Linked DNA regions of Homo sapiens: region 1 is linked to region 2. A link is a contact called in ENCODE Hi-C or POLR2A ChIA-PET data. All regions are on one chromosome and are shown on one strand. The core of a region is the stretch at or near the end of the contact, and the rest is flanking DNA. Distances in the headings are between cores, read along the strand shown. Region 1 holds the start of DYNLRB1 (dynein light chain roadblock-type 1). Region 2 holds the start of ACSS2 (acyl-CoA synthetase short chain family member 2).

Region 1 (4,125 bases), core at 805-3,304, 360 kb before region 2:
ACTCCGGGACATTCTTGGTCCTATTCCAGCTCCTCCTTCATTCTCATTTTGGCTCCTGTCACATGAACTATTGGCCATTCTCTTTTTTGCTTCTGGGATTGTAATCTGTTAAAATCCTTTCACTCCTCTCAGTCTGGTTCTCCATGGGCAAGACAGTGGTGATTCTTCCAGTGCTTATCTTCCAGGATGTTTTAGGGTCCAGTCTCTGCAGCACTTCTTCCCCTTGCTAAATGCTTTCCTAATGTTTCCAGCATTCAATAGAAATTCCTTTGGATCCAGTCCTTTTAAAAATTTATTTTGAAATAATTTTACATTTACAGAGCTGTTGCAAAAATGGTTAAGAGTTCCTGCACAGTCTTCACCCAGCTTTCTCCAATGTTATGATCCCATATAACCATGCTAGAATTACCAAAACTAATAAATTAACACTGGTAAAAATAACACTAAACTACAGCCCTTACTCAGATTTCACCAATTTTCCCACCCATGTTATTTTTCTTTCTCCTTACTCCTCTAATCTGTGACAGTTCCGCATTCATTCCTTGCTTTCATGACTTTGAGATTTTGGGGGGCGGGGGCGGGGTACAGGTATCTTGTAGAACATCCCTCACACTGGATTTAGTGAAATTTTCTCATGGTTTAAGGCTGGGAGTTTTTGTGGAAAATGACTCGGAGGTGATGTGCCCTTAACGCATTTTTATCGGGGCACACGGCATCAATATCTCCCCTTGCCAGTAATACTAACTTTGATCTGGTTACGGTGGTGTCTGCTAGGTTTCTTCGCAGTAAAGTCAATCCTCTTAACATGCAGACACTCCTGGAAGGAGAACCAAATCCTTCCTCACTGAAGAGCAGCTACTGTGGAATGAAACTTTGGAGTTAGATCATCGTTGAATCCAGCAAGCTACAGTGCCTGGGAGAAACAGCATTTATAAAGTATCGAGGTTACCGATACTTCCCTGAAGCTACCGGAGATAACGTTATGTGCGTGTTCAGCACAGTAATGTGGCACAGGGTTCACTAAACGGCAGCATGTTTTAACAGAAGTTATTTACTCCTAGAGGACCCAGAAACGTTTGCGGCCTGCCGGAACAGGACAACATAGGGCTCTGGGAAGAGTCCCCCTTTCAGAGGTGAGAACAAGACAGAACACACAGATGTGAAGTGCCTTCTGCTAGGTAACGCGAGGCGGGGCTGAGCTCGGATTCTAAAGACTCCCAGGCCAGCCCTAACCAATTCATCTCCGAGCTTGCACGGCATCTTACCCGGAGACTCGAGGTACCTGACTCCAGCCCCACCCCAGGCCTGCCCGATCCCGAAGCGCATTTTGGCCCTGGGCCTCTCTCTGGCTCAGTCTGGGCGCAAAGCGGGTCTCAGCAACCGTCCCACTTGCCTTCATACCCTCCCACCACGCTCCACTCAGGGACTCCAGAACCAGCTTAGACCTCCATTGAGAGCTGAAAGCCTCTTCCGATACCGAGAACCAGCACTGAAAGCCTCTTCCGATACCGAGAACCAGCATGGTTTTTGTTTTGTTTTGTTTTAGTCAGGGTCTCTTGCTCTGTCGCCCAGGCTGGGGTGCAGTGGCGCAATCTCGGCTCACTGCAGCCTCGAACTCCTGGTCAGGCGATCCTCCTACCTCAGCCTCTGGAGTAACTGGAACTACACGAGCGCGCCACCACGCCCGGCTAATTTTGTTTATTTTTTAGTAGAGAAGGGGTCTCTCCATGTTGCCCAGGCTGGTCTCGAACTCTTGGGCTCAAGCAATCCTTCCGACTCGGCCTCCCAAAGTGCTGGAATTACAGGCGTAAGCCACCGCGTCCAGCCAGAACCAGCATCTTTTCTGCACGGCTGGAGTTGGGAATTTTCCACAGCTTAGCGCACTGCTCCTTAGCTTTTCGCTTTGCCACAGTGGAAAGCAGATTTTCCAAGAATCCTGGCGGAGCCAAGATCGGCTCGCCCGCCCCCGCCTCACGCTGGCTCCTGATAGGCAGCTAGAGCTGTCCGTTTTGACAGAAACCTTTGCGCAGGCGCAGAAAGGCACAGGACTCGCTAAGTGTTCGCTACGCGGGGCTACCGGATCGGTCGGAAATGGTGAGCGTGCGCCGGGGTCTTGTGGCTGGCGGCCGCCCACCACCCCACGCCAGGCCTTCAGTCTTCCGAGGATGAGGGGATCTCAGAGCTCCGGACAGGGAATCGGTGGTGGCTGGGCGTGGCCGGGCCCGGGCCCCAGCCGACTTGAGGGTGGAACCCGGCGGCGGAGGCCTCTAAAGCCTGACCGAGGCGGGGCCGCCGGATCCCGCTGCCCCTTGACCGGAAGCGGGAGCCCAGCCTCGGCCAGGAAGAGATGATGGGCGAGGGGTGGGCGGCGGCCCTGCAGCCTAGAGTTTTGGGGCCTTGGTGCGCGATGGCAACCCTGGCAACGTTTCCCGGGAGCTCAGTTTGTGGCAGGCTCTGCCAAGCACTTTATGTATCTTGTATTTCCTCCGCCTCCTCCCAGCTCTGTGAGGTAGATACAATCTTTAGTCCCATTTTGTTATACATATCTGTTATTCAGCGCCCCGAGAAGCCAAGTGCTTTGCCCCAGGAAATAGTGGAGATGGATTTGAACCCTAGAAGCTTGACGGCCGCCACTCTGTCGGCGTGGTTCTTTCTAGCCGCTGGGACTGGGTGCCAGAGTCAGGAACGGGCGGGGTCTGCTCTTGGGGATCCCAAAGCTTGCTTTCTACCTTGCTTGCTGCAGCTGTGGGTTCTCAACGCCGTTACAGGTTTTGTGTTTGTAATCCTCACAGCTTGGGCAAAATTTGAAAAAGTTTCAAATTTTAAGCCATGTGAATATATTACTTTTTCAAAAATCTTATTTAGAAATCTAGAGCTTGTAATAAAAAAATTGAAAAAAGAAACCGTGTCATCACCTAGAGGCAACCACTTACAGTAGTCATATGACTTCTAGTCTTTTTTGCTTGTTTTTGGTTTATACAGTTTAGCCCCTATTGAATGTGCAATTGTGGGTTCTGTGTTTTTCATTATTACACCACAATATCTCCACATCATTACAAACATGTAATAATGCTTCAAATATGTATAACTTCATTTTTCACATCACTTCTTAAGCTGTAAAAAAAATTGATATATAATAGTTGTACACATTTATGTTGTAGATATACATGTAATATTTTGATACATGCATATGATGTGTAATGATCAAATCAGGCTATATTTATTATAGAATATCCATCACCTTAAACATTCATTATTTCTTTTTTTTTTTTTTTTTTTGAGATGGAGTGTGTCTCTGTCGCTCAGGCTGGAGTGCAGTGGCACCATCTTAGTTCACTGCCACCTCCGCCTCCCAGGTTCAAGTGATTCTCCCGCCTCAGCCTCCCGAGTAGCTGGGACTACAGGCGCCCACCACCACGCCCAGCTAATTTTTTGTATTTTTAGTAGAGACGGGGTTTCACCGTGTTAGTCCGCCTCAACACGGTGGTCTCGATCTCCTGACCTCGTGATCTGCTCGCCTCAGCCTCCCAAAGTGCTGGGATTACAGGCGTGAGCCACCACGCCTGGCCCACATTTTCTTTATCCATTTACCTATTGATGGACGCTAATTCCATAATTTAGCTATTATGAATAGTGCTGCAATATGAACATGAGGATGTAGGGATGCCTTTGATGTACTAATTTCCGTTCCTTTGAATAAATACCCAGTAGTGGTATTGCTGATTTATGGTAGGTTTTTTTTTTCGTTTTTGTTGTTGTTTTTGTTTTGTTTTGTTTTTTCGATGCCTTTGTCGAAAATCAGTTGGCCGTAAATAAGTGGATTTATTTCTGGGTCCTCTATTCTATTCCATTGGTCTGTGTTTTATACCAATACCATGCTCTTTTGGTTACTATACCTTTCTGGTATATTTTGAAATCAGGTAGTGTGATACCTCAAGCTTTGTTCTTTTCGTCCAGGCTTCTTTTGGCTTTTCTGAGTCTTTTGTGGTTCCATACGAATTTTAGGATTGTTTACAGGTAATACTTGCACACAGTAAAAAAATAAATGATGTAAAAGGATCTAAGTGAAAAATAAAATTCCCACTCTCCTAACCCCCAGTCTCAGTCTCTCCTCCTTTAGAAACA
Region 2 (3,368 bases), core at 115-2,614:
GGTGGAGTAAAGAGATTGTGAAGGAAAGAAGAGAATGTGGGCCAGGTGTGGTGGCTCACGCCTGTAATCCTAGCACTTTGGGAGCCCAAGGCGGGCAGATCACCTGAGGTCAGGAGTTCAAGACCAGCCTGGACAACATGGTGAAATCCCATCTCTACTAAAAATACAAAAATTAGCTGGGTGTGGTGGTGTGCACCTGTAATTCCAGCTACTCGGGAGGCTGAGGCAGGAGAATTGCTTGAATCCAGGAGGCAGAGGTTGCAGTCAGCCGAGATTGTGCCATTGCACTCCAGCCTGGGCGACAGAGCGAGAGACTCCATCTCAAAACAAAAACAACAACAAAAAAAGAGAATGTGAATGATTTTTCCTATTTGCACAGACTTTGATATTTTACAAGCCTTAGCTTCAAGCCTGACGAGGAAGTAAAACCAAATCTGGAGTCAAAGAACCTAGCTTTGGCCCTAACTTGGTCGTTATTTGCTCTCTGACTGTGCACCAGTTCCTTCCCTTTCCTGGGTTTGCCATTTGTGCAATTAGGAGGTGGGCTTATTACAAAAAACCTGAAGGTGTCTCCTAGTCTTCACTTATTGAGTCTTGTACTTTAGATCTGGATGGAGATTTGTGAAGGCAAGGAGATTGAAGACATGTCCTCATAAGAGGGAGAAAATCTGAGCTGGTTCCAGGGTGAGCAGAGAGGAGGTGCTGTCGCCAGAGCATGCCCTCAAGGTCATGGGAGAAGTTTTTCCGGAGGACGAGAATGTGGGTGTGGCTCAGAGAGGGGGGACCTGGAGGGAAGGGTGTCACCTGGAAGGAACTGGTGATAGTCAGGACTGTGCAATCAGATCACGGGGCGGCTCCGCGATGGACCTTACTCAACTCCTCTCCTTAGTCCATCCCTTTCCCTTTCGATCCTTGCCTTAACCCAACCCCTTATCTGTCACTCCAAGACCCCACCCCACTCTGGTCACTCCATGGCTCTGCCTCCTCTCCTGTCACAACCAGCCGGGTTACTCCCCATCACTCCATGGGCCCACCTCCTCTCCTGTCCCGCCTGGCCCCGCCCCTCCCTTGGCACTCCACGGTTCCACCCTCTCCCTTGTCACACCCGGCCCCGCCCCTTCTGCTTTCACTCGACGGCGTCACTCCTTCCGGCAAGTCAGCTCCACCCCTATCCCTCGACTTTTCCTTATAGTATTTCTGTCCTTGCCAACCTCGATCCCTCCCCAACCAGACACGGCCCCGCCCCCTCTGGCACCGCCCACCCGCCAGACTAAGCCACTCCCCCACTCACCAGGCCCCGCCCCTCTACGGAGGCCCCGCCTCTAGTTCGGCCTGTTTTCTCAGTCCCGGCACCCGCCGCGACCGCAAAGGCGGCCGCGGTTCTAGGAACTTGACGTGATGGGGCTTCCTGAGGAGCGGGTCCGGAGCGGCAGCGGGAGCCGGGGCCAGGAGGAAGCTGGAGCCGGAGGCCGGGCGCGGAGTTGGTCTCCGCCGCCCGAGGTCAGCCGCTCCGCGCACGTCCCCTCGCTGCAGCGCTACCGCGAGCTGCACCGGCGCTCCGTGGAGGAGCCGCGGGGTGAGGCCCGGCCCGGGCGGGCCTGGGGTGTCAGTGAGGAGAAGAGTGGGGGCTCCCTGGGGGAGTCGGGGGCTCCCTTGGGAAGCTGAGGGGTGGGTGAGGAGATGGAGGTTCTGTGAAGGAAGAATTGCGGTTCTTTGAAAATGGAAAAGGGATTCCGGGAGGAGACGAGGGTTCCATGGGAGCTGGGGAGTTCCCTGCAGACTTGGAGGGTCCGTGGTGGAGATGCGGGTTTTTGCGAGGAGACGCGGGATTCCGTGAGGGAAGAAGTGAGGTTCCTTGAGATTGGGACGGGGAGGTCGGCCAAGAGAGTGAAAGTTTCATGGGAAGAGAAGGGGAGTTCCTGAGGCGAAAAGAGGGTCTCTAAGGGGCGACGGGAGCCTTGAAGGGAGGAGGGCCACGAATAGAACTTTCTTTGCTTCCCTTTCACACCAGCTCAGCCACTGCCTCCTGAGACCCTTAACCTGTGAACTGTTGAGGGCAATAACGGGTCTGGTTCCCATCTTGGGGTCCTCAGATTAGTAATGGAGTCCCCGATCTATTTTTAGTATATCGGACATCCTAATGGAAATTACGCGGTATAAGACTGAACGAGTTACTACGATGTCAAGTTGTTTTATTTATTTTTTTAACTTGGGCTGGGATTGTATTAGTAATAGTTCAGAAGTTCTGATAGATGGTTCCATGTCTGTTAAAATGTATGAGGAAAATCGGCCAGGAGCAGTGGCTCACGCCTGTAATCCCAGCACTTTGGGAGGCCGAGGCGGGCGGATCACTTGAGGTCAGGAGTTCGAGACCAGCCTGGCCAACATGGTGAAACCCCCGTCTCCACTAAAAATACAAAAATTAGCCGGGTGTGGTGGCGGGCACCTGTAATCCCAGCTACTCGAGAGGCTGAGACAGGAGAATTGCTTGAACCCAGGAGGCAGAGGTTGCAGTGAGCCACGATAGCACCACTGCACTCCAGCCTGGGCGACAGAGCAAGACTTTGTCTCAAAAAAAAAAAAAAAAAAAAAAAAAAAAAAAGGTATAAGGAAAATCCCCCTACCCTTGCCCTCAGTCTGGGTAAAGGACAGATAGATAGACAGATAGATAGATAGATAGATAGATAGATAGATAGTTTGTTTTGAGACAAGGTGTTGCTCTGTCACCCATGCTGGAGTGCAGTGGCCCGTTCTAGGCTCACTATAGCCTGCATCTCCTGGGCTCATGCGATCTTTCCGCTTCAGCCTCCTGGGTAGCTGGGACTACAGGCGGACGCCATGACACCCAGCTACTTTTTTGTATTTTTTGGAGAGACGAGGTTTTGCCATGTTGCCCAGGCTGGTCTTGAACTCCTGGCCTCAGGCTTTCCTCCTTACTTGGCCTCCCAAAGTGCTGTGATTACATGTGCATGAGCTACTGCGCCTAGCCAAGGAGTCAAAATTGCACCCCCATTGGGAGGCAGCATGATGTTTGGTTGTGGGACAAACATGGGCCACGAATCAAATCCAGAAAAATCTAGATTTAGACCCTGGCTCTGCTGTTCATTTACTGTGGGGTCTTAGGCAAATTTTTAAGCCTGTCTGAGATTCCTTTTCTTCCATCTATAAGATAGGTCTAGTAATACTTGCCTAATGGGTTTGTATGAGGTCTAAAGTGTGTAATAAGTATGCGCTATAACATGCCTGATGCACAGTACACATTCAATAAATAGTAGTTAGTCTGATACAATATAAATCAAGCAATTACCAAGTAATGCAAGACAGGATTCAATCAAGTGTAAAGTGGTGGAGTTGGGATTTGAACCAAG

Evidence for each region. A loop is a pair of places that touch in the nucleus more often than their neighbours do. ChIA-PET counts read pairs that join two places held with the same protein, here RNA polymerase II (POLR2A). Pooled maps may share reads with other maps.
Region 1: a map of CD4-positive, alpha-beta T cell shows a loop between it and region 2 (2.8-fold over the local background). The contact joins the promoter of DYNLRB1 here to the promoter of ACSS2 in region 2. A Hi-C loop is called at or near these places in 3 of 168 maps with a recorded cell type or tissue (CD4-positive, alpha-beta T cell, CD8-positive, alpha-beta T cell and naive thymus-derived CD4-positive, alpha-beta T cell), 1 of 37 single-sample maps with no recorded cell type and 10 of 50 pooled maps. POLR2A ChIA-PET finds 5 or more read pairs at or near these places in 5 of 52 experiments (H1, MCF 10A, activated CD4-positive, alpha-beta T cell and 2 more).

What each region holds. Positions count from the first base shown.
Region 1 is chr20:34,514,368-34,518,492 of GRCh38, forward strand. DYNLRB1 (dynein light chain roadblock-type 1) reads left to right here and starts at 2,055. Exons shown (of 4, transcript NM_014183.4): 1 at 2,055-2,094. The coding sequence starts at 2,092. RefSeq lists enhancers at 1,077-1,136, 1,247-1,486, 1,875-2,740, 2,407-2,586 and a silencer at 1,947-2,056.
Region 2 is chr20:34,875,248-34,878,615 of GRCh38, forward strand. It overlaps ACSS2 (acyl-CoA synthetase short chain family member 2), which reads left to right and starts at 1,365. Exons shown (of 18, transcript NM_018677.4): 1 at 1,365-1,576. The coding sequence starts at 1,399. RefSeq lists enhancers at 584-663, 684-733 and silencers at 1,004-1,143, 1,224-1,653.